Linked DNA regions of Homo sapiens: region 2 is linked to region 1. Evidence: chromatin contacts called from ENCODE Hi-C data. All regions are on one chromosome and are shown on one strand. The core of a region is the stretch at or near the end of the contact, and the rest is flanking DNA. Distances in the headings are between cores, read along the strand shown.

The links. Hi-C counts contacts between places; a loop is a spot of excess contacts on that map. Pooled maps may share reads with other maps.
Region 2: a loop to region 1 is called in a map with no recorded cell type, with 7 times the contacts of the local background. The contact joins the enhancer-like site here to the promoter of JAK1 in region 1. A Hi-C loop is called at or near these places in 3 of 37 single-sample maps with no recorded cell type and 2 of 50 pooled maps.

Annotation. Positions count from the first base shown.
Region 1 is chr1:64,962,809-64,969,493 of GRCh38, forward strand. JAK1 (Janus kinase 1) reads right to left here and starts at 3,741. Exons shown (of 25, transcript NM_002227.4): 1 at 3,525-3,741. RefSeq lists a silencer at 3,086-3,965.
Region 2 is chr1:66,978,298-66,985,434 of GRCh38, forward strand. It overlaps MIER1 (MIER1 transcriptional regulator), which reads left to right. Exons shown (of 14, transcript NM_001077700.3): 13 at 3,482-3,621; 14 at 6,275-7,137. The coding sequence ends at 6,603. It also overlaps a transcript of SLC35D1 not described here. Among named protein-coding and RNA genes, the nearest start is that of MIER1, 57 kb to the left of the region's middle. RefSeq lists silencers at 6,239-6,288, 6,276-6,476. Within about 2 kb of position 3,559, at least 9 of the 41 ENCODE cell types and tissues checked have a DNase peak (open chromatin) inside an H3K27ac peak, as active enhancers do.

The sequences.
Region 1 (6,685 bases), core at 2,491-4,990:
TGTAATCCCAGCACTGTGGGAGGCCAAGGCAGGCGGATCACTTGAGATCAGAAGTTCTAGACCAGCCTGGCCAACATGGTGAAATCCCATCTCTACTAAAAAACAACACAAAAATTACCCAGGCATGGTGGAACGTGCCTGTAATCCCAGCTACTCGGGAGGCTGAGGCACGAGAATCACTTGAACCTGGGAGGCAGAGGTTGCAGTGAGCCTAGACTGTGCCACTGCATTCCAGACTGGGCGACAGAGTGAGACACCATCTCGAAAAATAAAAATAATAATAAAAACAATGAACCGATGTCTCTGATGCCTACTATAATGTAATTTACCTTTACATCGTAATTATTAAAAAAGAAAGAAATGAAGGGCACAGAAACAAGGAACACCTTCCTTGGTCACCAGCTACTCTCTCTCATCATTCTCTGAATCCTAACTGCTCTTATAGAAAAGAAATTGGCAAGGATGTGAGTGTGCTTAAATGGACAAGCGAGTAGAGCATGAATGACTTGTTCCCTCTATTTTCTACTTTCCTATATTTTCTAATTTTTCTATAGTGAATTCTCCTTATTGTTATGATGGGAAAAATAACCTTTGCTTAAAGAAATTATAGAGCTAAAAAGTACATGTTCTGACAATAAGAAAACTAAGTATACTAAAAAAACCTTTACCCCAAAAAATGAATAACAAAGAATTCGATAATATCAAACCATCCACAGGCGGCTTTTTACTCAACATATTGCCTTAACCCTGGTTCCCTCAACTACCGGTAAATCTAATGATTCACTTATGAAAAATACTCTTCATATTAGTTATGATTTGCATAGCACGTCACAGTTTCCATGCATTATTTACCTGACTTCCCCCCAAAACTCTGCGAGATGACCAGGGAGAATATTTTTATCTCCATTTTGCAAATGAAGAAAAGAGGTGCCCTGAAGTGAAAAAATTTGCCACAAGAGCCCAGATCTTCTTGCTCCTTACTCAGTATTCCAAAGCAGGACTTCTTAACCTGGGCACTACTGAGATGGATAATTCTTTGTTTGGGATGGGGGGCTGTCTTGTGCGTTATAGGATGTTTAGTAGCATCCCTAGCCTCTAACCACTAGATGCCTACCAGTAGCACCGCTCCCTTCCCCCAAGTTGTAACAACCAAAAATGTCTCCAGAAACTGCAAATATCTCATTGGGTGCAAAATCATACCCTTACTAGTCTAAAAAAATCTGAAAGTTCCTTCCAACACTCCTGTTCAATGACAAGGTTCCATATACCACTGAGCCACAATAATCACAGAACATCCAATGTTCCTTCTTCAGCGAGATTCCATTAATAAGCCAATTCCCCATCCACTTAAAATAATGGTTTTAAATGTGAAAATGAACAAGAAAAATTTATTTGTATGAATATTCACATCTCAGACAATAAATCTTCTAACAGCATGCTATTATCTTATCAGGACATAAGGACATACAAAATGGGATGTGTCTTTGAGGGGAAAAAAACACCAGAGGAATCTGAGAATTAGAAAACACAGATCATGGTCTTTGCTATGCAGTTATACCTTAGTGTTCTCTTGTTCTCTCTACACAAATGAGTATCAACCTACACGTTCTCAATGCTTGTTTCAGTCGGAAGTATATGGCTTTAGCCAAGCTCATGTTAAGATCCTAAATTACAACAACTGAAATGTAGTTATATTTTAGGAAATGTTTGAATTATTTTACCTATATCTAATTTATGCATTCTCTACAATCATTTCCCAATGGTAGTAAATAATTAGTATAGTATGAAATGGAGGAAACCATTTAAACTGGCTGTATTCAGTGTGGAGTATCACACTGCAATCCTAGCAGTAAAAAAACATAGTTTTGTATCTATTTGCAGAAACTAAGACTCAGTCAAAGCACTTAGTTAATATGATATACAGAATTAAGAAGAGGTTATGATTATTCCTATTTATAATGTCCAAAGTCATTCCAGTATGATGTCTTCACATCTTTAAATGTGATCTGGATCTATACAGGGGAGACATTTTCTCCACATTACAAAGCATATTGTACCAGAAATGTCTGGAACCCTGGTGGTCTCCATTAATCTTCACCACAAAGTACAAAAGAACACATTGATCCTTCAATGAAAATAATCCCCTGGTCTTGGAAAACATCAGAGTCACCAAAAGCAAAATCAAGAAACAACACATAATGGGGTTTTGGAAAGGGAAGAACAAAGATTCAATCAATACGAATTGCTCATCTTAAACAAAATCTACTGTGCCTATACCCATATTTAACTCAAATCTTTTCTTCAAAAAATAAAAAAATAGCCAAAACCAAACACGCCCTGATTTACATCTCTCTCTGCATTATTCTCATCACTTAACTACCCATGTTTTACTCCCTGAAAGAAGTAATGACAATTTTATACCACTGTAAATTCCTGCCAGTGAGAGAAAAACCCTATGACTTGGGGGGAAAAGTGTCAATGACATGTATAGCGATGTACTCAACCAGGGGCAGAAGGCAGCTCACAGCCACGTAGTAAGAAGAGTGGCAGGAAGGACGGGGTCCCCTTCCCCAGGAACACACAGGAAATCATGGAGTGCAAACCCTCCAAAAAACGTGTGCACAAACACCTGGCAAACATCGCATCTTTTATCTAGAAGTTCCGTGGTAAACACACATCCAAGGAGCCCACATCCCAGGGACCCTGGGGAGTGACTTTGGAGGAGTGTCTATTAGTCCTCCGATGCTCCCGGTCGCCGACGATGCGCGGATGGAGTTGGAGTGAGGGAGCCAGAGACCAGCCCCAGTTTCGGTTAATCAGTCCCTTTCCAGTGGGATTCGCAATTCCCCGGGTAGTTCTCTCCCACTGTTCCCCTTCCCTGGTCCTCTCGCCCAGGGTCTCCTTTCCCACTTCTCGCTGGCTACCTGAGGCCTGGTTCCTAACAGAACCTAAGAGGGGAGGGGGCGTTTCCCGAGTTCGCGGACGCCCAACACCCAGCTCCAAATCCCAGAAACTTTCCCTCGCTGAGACCGCAAGGAAGGAAAAAAGCTAAGACCCTCAGCCTCCTTCCTGGGGCCGAAGAAGAAAACCTTTCTGCGCTGCCACCCCGGCCGGGAGCTGGCGGTCAAGTTCGCGGTACAAGGAGCTAGGGACGTCAGCCCTCCAGCCCGCGCCTGTATCTCGGGGTGGTATAAACAGGATGTCAGACAGCGCGCTCCGGGCTTGTTTATGAAAACTTGCCGTGCGCGCTGGGGGAGGGGGCGGCCTGGCTTAACCGCTCTTCTCCCGGCCGGGGGCCCCCGCCCGGCGACCTCCTCGCCGCCCGCCGGCTCCGCGGGGCTGGAAATCCCCGCCTTCCCCGCCCGAGCCGCGGGGTCCTGAGCTGCGCTCAGGAGCAGCCCGGGCCGCGCAGCCTAAGGACCGACCAAGAGCGGTGGCCGCGCCTCCGGCCAGTCCGGGCTGCGCGCCCCTCGCCTGCCGACCGCGGCCGCCCCGGCTCCTCCACCTCCCCCGGTGACACTCACCACTTCCGTGTGCGCCTGGGCCAGGCAGCGCCCCGTCGCTGCGCTGGCTGGGGTCGACCGGCAGGCTCGCTAGGCGGCCAGCCCCGCGGGGCCCCAGCGTGCGCGCGCCCAGGGCTGAGGAGGGGTCGCGGCGAGGACAGCCGGGACTGGGCGCAGGCCCGCACTGTCTGCAGCTCCAGGATACTCCGCGGCCGCCGCGGCCTGCGCTCAGCGACGCACCGCCTCCCGTCCCGCCCCGCCCCGCCCCGCGGCCGGCCCCACCCCCGTGGCCGCCGGGCCCACCCCCTCGCGACGTCACCAGCGGCAGCCCCGGAAAGCGGGGCGGGGTCGCGGTCCCGGCGGAGACTCTGCGCCTCCGGCCTACCCGCCCCGCCCCCATCCGGCTTCGCTCGCGAAGCTGCCCCCACTCGTCTCTGTTCACCGCGTCCTCTAGATTCTAGAATCTAGAAACTCATCTAGGACGCGAGGTCATCTATCGCGGGGAGTAAAATTGCCAGGATTCGCCCGTAGATTGACCCCTCCCAGCTCTGGAGCCCCCTCCGCCACACCTTTGTGCGCTCGATGCAGAAATGCATCCCGCCTCCTCCGTATACGCTCCGCTTCTTACCCCAGCTCAGTAGGAGAGGAGCTAGTGGAGCACTAGACTAAAAAGAATTTAACAATACAGCCCCCAGCTTGGACAAGCTACTGCAGATCCAACCCATTCCGTATTTTAAAAGCTCTTTACGAAAAAAAAAAAAGCATATGCATAATAGGAATTAGAACTACATTCACTGATACCTAATGCATGTACAGCGCTTTTCATTTTTTACTAATAACCTCTCAAAGTAGTAGCATCATCTTATCCATGAGGAACAAATTAAGTCTTTAGTGTCTTAATCAAGGTCACACTGTAGCCAAGATTCATACTTCGTAGGCAGTCCACGGACAAATCCTAACAATTTTATTTCCTTAGGTATCTCTCCAATCAGTTCACTTGTCTATGTTCCGGCAACACGGTCCGAGCTGCCACCATCTCTCACCTGAAGGGACCACGAACATCTCTTAAATCGTCACTCCATTCACTCCAGCCCCCAATTAATTCTCTACAATGAACTTTTAAAAATTCAAATCTGTTCCACACACTCCCATGCTTAAAACACTCCAGCGACTTCCCCCTGACAATCCCTGGATGAAAATCCTCCGAGGCCGTGCACGGTCAGAATTCTGCAGCTTCAGGGCTGTGGACAGAGGCTGCCCCACCTGTGCTGACTTCACTAACCCTGCTGGACAGTTCCTGATCACTTGAGTTACTGCAACTGAAACTGAGCAAGATATTCTGGGTGTGGAATAAAGTCAAGCATCCGAATTAGACTACTGAATTTGAGGTTTGGCCTCCACCAGTAACCACCTGTGTTGCCCTAAACAATTCTTAGTTGACTCAATTCTCAGTGGAGCAGCAGACAAAAGGATCTCCAAAGTGCCTTCCAGAAGTACAGAAAAGAGGACCAAAGAAGACCGGAGATCAGAGCAGACAGGGAGGCAACCCGGGTTGCCTGCATTGTGGGTGTTTGTGTGCAAGTCTTGTCTCATCTGCCACACTCTGAACAACACCTCAGGGCTGTTTGCATCATTTTCTTCACCTGTTAAATAGGGATAATGCCTTCCTTAAAGGGGTTTTGCTGAAGGTGAACTATGATAATATAGCCCACATGGCATGGGCTCAGGAAGTGGTAGGGGTTTTTATTGAGCTGGACCATAAAGAACAGGTGAGACTGACATGAAGGGAGACAGAGACGTGAAAGAACAGCATTTCAGGTGAGGATGTAAAGAAAAAGGAAAGTCAGGAAGGCAGCAGTGAACCCATTGTGCCCACGAACGAATCTGGCTGTTCACAGGGTGGAATCAGGGGGAGAGGGCCTGGATTCAGTTTAGATCTGTTCGTCTATAACAGACATTGTGCTAGGTGATGAAGATTCAGAGAAAAAAAAAATAGACTAGGTTCCTGACCTCTGAATGCTCAATGCAGTCAGAGAGACAGGCAAGTAACAATTCAGTGATTCCCGGTCCTGTAATGGTGATCACAGAAGACAGTCACCCAGCCGAGTCTGAGGAAGTCAGAATAAGCTTCAAGTAGCCGACAGGAGGCAGGAGTCAGGAGGTAGCGGCATATTCAGGCAGTAATAGTATATGCTGGCTGGGTGTGGCGGCTCATGCCTGTAATCTCAGCACTTTGGGAGGCTGAGGCAGGAGGACTGCTTGAGGCCAGGAGTTTGACACCAACTTGGGCAACACAGCAAGACCCTGTCTCTAAAATAAAAACAAACAAACAAACAAAGGCCAGGTGCAGTGGCTCACGCCTGTAATCCCAGCACTTTGGGAGGCCGAGGTGGGCCAATCACTTGAGGTCAGGAGTTTGAGACCAGCCTGGCCAACATGGCGAAACCCCATCTCTACTAAAAATACAAAAATTAGCTGGACGTGGTGGCGGGAACCTGTAATCTCAGCTACTTGGGAGACTGAGGCACAAGAATCGCTTGAAGCCGGGAGGCAGAGTTTGCAGTGAGCTGAGATTGTGCCACTGCACTCCAGCCTGGGCGACAGAGCGAGACTCCCTCTCAAAAAAAAAAAAAAAAAAAAAAAGGTAAACTAGCTGGGCATGGTGGCACATGCCTGTATTTCCGACTACTTGGGAGGCTGATGCTGGAGGATCACTTGAGCCCAGGAGTTTGAGGCTGCAGTGAGCTAGGATCACACCACTGCACTTTAGCCTGGGCAACAGAGTGAGACCCCTTCTCTTAAAAAAAAAAAATAAGTATATGCTGTGTGACTGGGGAATGAGAAAAGTTGAATCCCATGCAAAAACTTTTGCCTAAAATAAAATAGTGGGTTTTTTTTTTTGAGAGATTTAAGGTTTTTGTTTTAGAAGAATCACCCTAGGGCAAGGGCTCTCAACCTCAGCACTATTGACATTGTGGGCTGGAAAATTCTTGTTGTAGTGGGGGTGTCCTGTGCATTGTAGGATGTTTAGCAGCATCTCTGACCTCTGACTACTAGGTGCTAGTAGCAAGTCCTCTTGTTCCCCCATCACACCCCCCCGCAACTCCCCACCCTCCTCCTTTCCCAGCTGTGACTTCCAAAAATGTCTTCAGACGTTGCCAAATGTCCCCTGGGGTGCAAAA
Region 2 (7,137 bases), core at 2,309-4,808, 2.0 Mb after region 1:
CTCTGCTGGTCACTTCCTTAGAAGGTCAAATGCTCTAAAGCCCACAGTAAAACAATCTGAAAGAGAATAAATGGGTATGATTCACCCTTGGAAATCATGGGACAATGGAGTGTGTACATCATCCCCCATTATTCAAAGCTGGTGATTGCTAAAGTGGAATTTCATAAATAGCAGTATTGCAAATTTTATCTAATTGCTTAATGTTAAATTTATAGTTAATTTTTTTTCCATTGGTAGTATTCAAGCATAATAATATAGAATTAGATACAGCATCTAGTCTGCAGATATATCTTAAAATAGTCATGATTTTCAAGGTATTATATAGGGAAAAGCAATAGTAACATCTTTTATTTTTTTCAACCATTTCAGAAATAATGTTCACACGTGAGCTACATTCAGTCTGTAATCATCAGCAGTAACAACATAAGAATGGCCATGCTGGGTCAGACCCATGGTTCATCCAGTTTTCTCTTTCAGAAAGCATCACCAAAGTGTGGGCTGGCTTAGTTGGTCCTCTGTGATGTCAAGATCAACAGGTTAGGTAGGGATGTGCCACCAAATGTTCTAATTTCTCTATTGATCTCCCCATAGCTTCTGAAAACTTTTTGAAGATACTTTTATCTGTAACTTTAATGACTCTTAAGGTTAAATATTCTTTAGGTAGAGTGGCCACAGTTAAAAATAAACAATATCTTAATAGTGGTCACCTGGTATAATGGTATGACGTGAACTAATGTGTTTTTTCCCTTAGGCAGGAATACCATGGTTTTGTAGGCTTCAGTTGTAGCCCCACTGGGTTGTTTTTTTTTTATAAAGTTTATTTAACTGAAAGAATCATACTTTTTTACTGAGACTCTTCCCTTTTAGCTGTGTTATGTCTTCTGTAAGAAGCAGTGACCAAACTACATTTCTTTCCAGATGGGGATAAATTTTTCTGGTTTGCTTCCATTACCATCTCTTTCTGTTAATAGCTGCACTTTAAGTGACTTCATAAAACATTAAGCTAATGTGTTTAGAGAGAAATTTGAGTGAATTTTCTCATCCTTCTTTTTAGGTCAAAATCCATAATTCAGAGCACATTATCCTGAAAGTCATTTGTTCACCAGGATGAAACACATTTTCCCCTTTTCTGCCTACAAACAGCCTTTGAAAGATTCTGCTACACATTGTCCCTATTTACTACCTGGAAGAATTGGGAACCTTATTGGAGATTTCATTGTAGAATACTCAGCTTTCCAAATAATTTTTCCAAAAACTAAACATTAACTCAGCATAACTTTGATTACCTGAATGCTGCTTCAACTTTCTGGATGGTTTGTCTGATTCTGCCCTTTCCTGAATATTCTGGATGCTATTAATCTTTAGGAAACAATGATAATAATAATTACTATCCTTTCACAGAATTATGACTATATCCAGAAATTAAAAATAATTTTGATATCAACTCTTGTTTCCTTTGCCTTGGCTTTTTTTTTTTTTTTAAAGACGGAGTCTCAACCTGTTGCCCAGGCTGCTGGAGTACAGTGGCGCAATCTCGGCTCACTGCAACCTCCACCGCCCGGGTTGAAGTGATTCTACTGCCGCCGCCTCCCGAGTAGCTGGGATTACAGGCATGCGCCACCACACCCGGCTAATTTTGTATTTTTAGTAGAGACAGGGTTTCTCCATGTTGGTCAGGCTGGTCTCAAACTCCCAACCTCAGGTGATCCACCTGCCTCGGCCTCCCAAAGTGCTGGGATGACAGGCGTGAGCCACCACACCCGGCCTTGCTTTGGCTTTTAACTTCCTTCATATTATCCATTCCCACTATAACGTATTTATTTCCAACAATTCCTCATCATGTGTCTTCTGTTAGCCTTAGCACCTGAAGTCCCTTTGGGACTCACCACACTTATTTCTGTGTGCTTCAAATTTGTTATGTAATTTTTCTATAATTATGATGAGTAGCATAAAGCTGAAGAAGTCTTCAAGACCATCTAATTTAATTCTATATAGATTTATAGGTATTCAAGACCATCTAATTGAATTCCCTTCATTTATAGATGAGGAAAATAAGGCATAGAATGTAAATTGCATAGGTCATGGTCATATACATTTCTGAGATATGTATTAGTTTTATACCTCAGACTATTAGAAGTTTCTTGAAGTCAGGTATCACATCCCTATATTTGTTAAATCCCTATAACCTAGGAGACAGTGATGACCATATAGGTTGAGATAACTACAATTAATAGCATATTATAGACTATTAACACAGACTTTCAGAAAATTCCTCAGAGCTTCCACTGTTTCCTTCTTATTTACCCTGCTCACAAAATTCTAAGAGATTTGTCTTAATATTTCTATCATACTTATGCTGAAGGAATTTTAAGATAAATAACACAATTAGAATTTTATTGAGTTTCTTTCTGTTCTGTGCCTTGCACAACTTAGGTACCAGTGGTGCAGGTATAAACAAAGTAGACTAAAAATTCCTGACCTTGGGGAATTCTAGTGCAGTATCTAGTATCAGCAAACTTTTTCTGTAACAGGTAGAGAATAAATATTTTATGCTCTGTAGTAAGAAAGGACTTAATCACACTACTCAGTTGTGCAGTTGTTGCAGGAAAGCAGTCATAGACACTATGTAAACAAAGGTGTGTGGCTGGGTTCCAATAATACTTTATTTACAAAAAACAGATGGCCAGCCCACAGGCTATAGTTGGCTGACTTTTATTCTAGTGGTTTAGTAGCACTTTTTGGATTATGAAACATTTTTATGTACATATATAATACAATAACCATGTGTGTTAGACATATGATTTATCTACATTTTGTAGGTGATACACTAAACCTGAGAGAGACAAATCTCTATCCCAGATCTGCTCACCAATGTCACTTAACCACAGTTACGTAGTTCAGGAATGATTTAGAGAAGAAATGAGCTCACATACAATGAGAAAGTGACAGGATAAAACCAGCAGATAATCCCAGGAATTTAGTTAGCATCTTATAGCTCAGATCTGGCAGAAATATAATACCAAAAATATCCAGGAAGGTTTTAGGAGGTAATCAGTCCTTTTTGTTAGGCTCAAATTTGTCTTTTAGGTATCGCCTTTAGGAGCTTTAAAATTCAATCTATGTTTGTACAGAAATTCTTTTGTACTTTTACTAGACATCACCCCTATCACTTCAGTTAAGAGATCTTCCAGTTCTAGTTGGGCCACTCTGAGCACCTGCCTACAACTTTACAAGCTTTAAAATTTCCTATGGGTCTCTAAAATTTGTTACTTTAAAGCCGTTATGCATTTTTCCTATAAACATGTAACCAAAAGGAGCTTTTCATTTAAATATTCAGATCCTGGTATGATAGATGAAGCACTGGAATGAATGTTAAGTGAATATTAGGATATATTTGTTAAGAAAGCCTTCTGAATTTAACCTCAACTAATTTTTAATTTTCAGCTCTTTTTAATATAAAAATTGTTTTATTAATTTTAAGGGATTACATGGATCGTCTTCTAGACGAAAGTGAAAGTGCTGCATCTAGTCGAGCACCATCCCCTCCCCCAACTGCATCAAACAGTAGTAACAGCCAGTCTGAGAAAGAAGATGGCACTGTAAGCACTGCTAATCAAAATGGTAAGCAACCAGAGAAACATTTCTCTTTCTTCATAATAAGGGACACTTTCTTGCAGTGACTTGGGAAATTCCGTTTGGGTTTCTATTAAACTTCCAGAGCAGAAAGTAAAAAATGATAACACATGAGACAAACATAACATCAGCATACATATATACTAACAGAATACAAAGTGATTGGACATCACTAAAAAGTAATTTTAATAAAGCCTACTGTCAACAGTGACTATTTCTTGTAAGAAATTTGTTCTTTTTCAGTAGCATCTCTTTTCCTGTCTTGTCTAGTTGGGTTGATGCCTAGATACAAGTATTTATGTTAACTCTTAGGTCAAAACCCTGCAGTTTCACATGAGATATACAGATCATTGCAAAATACCTTGATGTAAGGTAACAAGTGCACTGTTTTGAATATTTAAGTTCTCTTTGATAGCATAATAACCTTGAATAATGAGAAAAGATAAAGCCGGTATCAACCTGTATATTAATATTCTACAGAAATATTTGTTTTTCTCTCCAAGAAAAAGAGAAGAAAAAGGCATACCAATTGTTTGAGGTTCAGATAGTGTTTCCGTTTAAAATATACAGTGGACCAGAGATCACTGTGCTGATCAGTAGTAAGAGCCAGAGAATTATTTTGATTTCTTCTTTGATTAAATGGTCTTTTTAAGTAAAAGAGTTCCAAGAAGAAAGTAATAAGCGCCACCCCCAGCTCCTCTGAGGAAACTGGTGATAGGAGAGTACCAGTGAAGAGCTGACTTCTTCCTGACAGAAACTGGAAGAGAAACACTGTGAAAGCCTTGATCCTCTTCTGACCTTTGGTCTCACATTGGTCCTGCTGGAGTGTATATGCTTAGTTCATTTCATGACCCCTCTCTGTTCCCTCACTACTTCTAGGAATAAACCAAACAAACAAAACTTAGGGCCCAGTAACTATGTCCTGGTCCAAGAAGGTTTATTGACTTGATGTCTAATGTTTGTCACGTCCATTCTGAAGTAGAATAAGATGCTGAGACTCTGACCTTGGGACTAACCGTATAGGCTCAAGGGAGGCAGACAGTTGGTACTACTATTGTTTTTCCTGTTTGTTCTTAACATATTAACACCAAATCATTTTCTTTTCCTTTTTAAGAAACTATTTGATGAGAACATGCTGTTAGGCTAGGAAAGTGTTCATAAGTTACTTATAAATTACTTGTAGCTCAAAAGCCACTCAACATTACGTACAGTCAAAACTGCCAGCTTTTTCAAAGGAAGGAAGGAACTTTTCATCCCAATGTTATATTACTTTTTTATATGGGGCTTTAATTAGTACTTTGAAATCTTACAGTTATTTTTGACCTAATCACAGTCGTCAGCTAGCTTTTTGGACTTGTTCCTACAGAATTGTTCTCTTCAATATATTATGATGCATAATCCCCATGTGCATTCATGATTTGAGTGCATTGAGTTGGTCAAAATAGAATATTTTCTTCTATCAGAATACAGTATTTGAGGCTCATCCTTTATGCCGAATATTTTTCAAGCAATTAAATTGTAATTATTCAGTGATGCACCCTATATTTTACTTCTTATCACCAAAATTTGCATTCCATTTTACAGTCAACTCTAAAATGAACTTTTGTTTTCTTTTATTAGAATAATTTTGCTTTTACTTTTCTCACCTACTATAGAATTTGTATTTACTTTTTAAGTAATTTGTATTTACTTAAGTAAATAATTTAGCACTTTCAAGTATATGCTTGGATAGTGCGGCATTAGTTTTTTAACATTATGACAGATTATTTAAGTCTACTTAGGTAAATAGTGTGTGATCATCTTTTTTTTCTTTTTGAGACAGAGTCTCGCTTTGTCGCCCAGGCTGGAATGCAGTGGCACAATCTCGGCTCACTGCAACCTCCGCCTCCTGGGTTCAAGTGATTCTGCTGCCTCAGCCTTCCGAGTAGCTGGGAGACGGTGCACGCCACCACTCCTGGCTAATTTTTGTATTTTTAGTAGAGACAAGTTTTCACCCTATTGGCCAGGCTGGTCTTGAACTCCTGACCTCATGATACACCCGCCTTGGCCTCCCAAAGTGCTGGGAATACAGGCGTGAGCCACTGCACCCAGCCTTGTGTGATCTTTTAAAGTACAGTTCCCATAGATTTACATTAAGAATAAAAAAGTCATGACATCTTGCTTTTATATGGCAGTTTACTCAAGCTTTTTAAAGAAAGAGCATTCATCTTGCTTTTACGTGGTTTTAGAATGTTGAAAACCTTTTGTTAAATCTGAGTAATTTACTGCATTTTCCATTAATTCAGCTTAGTTAGACTGCTGGATCCAGTGCTTGTTTGCTGTCACATATACCTAATATGCTTTTAACATATGCCAAATTCTGTTCTTAGTTCTTTACATTTATTAACTTATTTAATTTTCACAACAACCCTGTGAGGAATATCTATTATGATCTTCATTGTATATATGTAATGAAATGGAGATACAGAAAGAGTAAATAATTTGCCTAAGGCGACATAGCTTATAAGTAATAGAGCAAGAATTTAGACTATGTATTTGATACCTTGCTTCCTTGATAACAATAACTACAAGCTGTTTTATAATAGTTTGCAAATTTAACTTTTTTCTAATTGTGGTTTCATTTATATTTCTTTCAACTTAGGAGTGTCATCTAATGGACCAGGTGAAATATTAAACAAAGAGGAAGTAAAAGTTGAAGGGTTACACATTAATGGACCAACAGGTGGAAATAAGAAACCACTTCATGCAGATATGGATACTAATGGTTATGAAACAGATAACCTTACCACTGACCCAAAACTTGCCCATATGACTGCAAGAAATGAAAATGATTTTGATGAAAAAAGTGAGAGACCTGCCAAAAGGCGAAGGGTAAACAGCAATGGAAAAGAAAGTCCAGGTTCTTCTGAATTTTTCCAAGAAGCAGTCTCACATGGGAAATTTGAAGAACTTGAAAACACAGATGACTAAATTTTAGACCTATTTTACTTTCTTTGGAGTAAATTCTGGTGTGACTAAAATTTTCAGGGTTGATGGGTTACCTTAAAAAGTTGATTTCCTTGAAGCAGTTTGAAAATTTGAATTGAGTCTTAACTTTAGGAAATGAGGTTTCATAATTCTGCCTTTTGCAGATTTTTTTACTTTAAAGCTGTCAGACTCTTTTAAGGGTATTTTAAAAATTAGTAAATTTGAATGAACTAAAGATATATCTCTACCTTCTCATTTGAATATCTTTAGTTCATTCAGATTTACTAATTTTGGTAAATCTGAATGAACTAAAGATGTATCTGTACCTTCTCATTTGATGTATTAATCATAAAATTTCACTACAAGGTAATTTTTGCTTAGTTTGATGGATGAATGGGAAACTCAAGTCCAAATTTCTGCTTAATACCAATTTCTCTGAGTTTCTTGAAATGTCTTTAAAACAGACATTTTTCTCACCAAACAGTTTGAGTATCTTTATTAAGGAAACCCTTACGAATCCTGAAAATTATGCTAGCA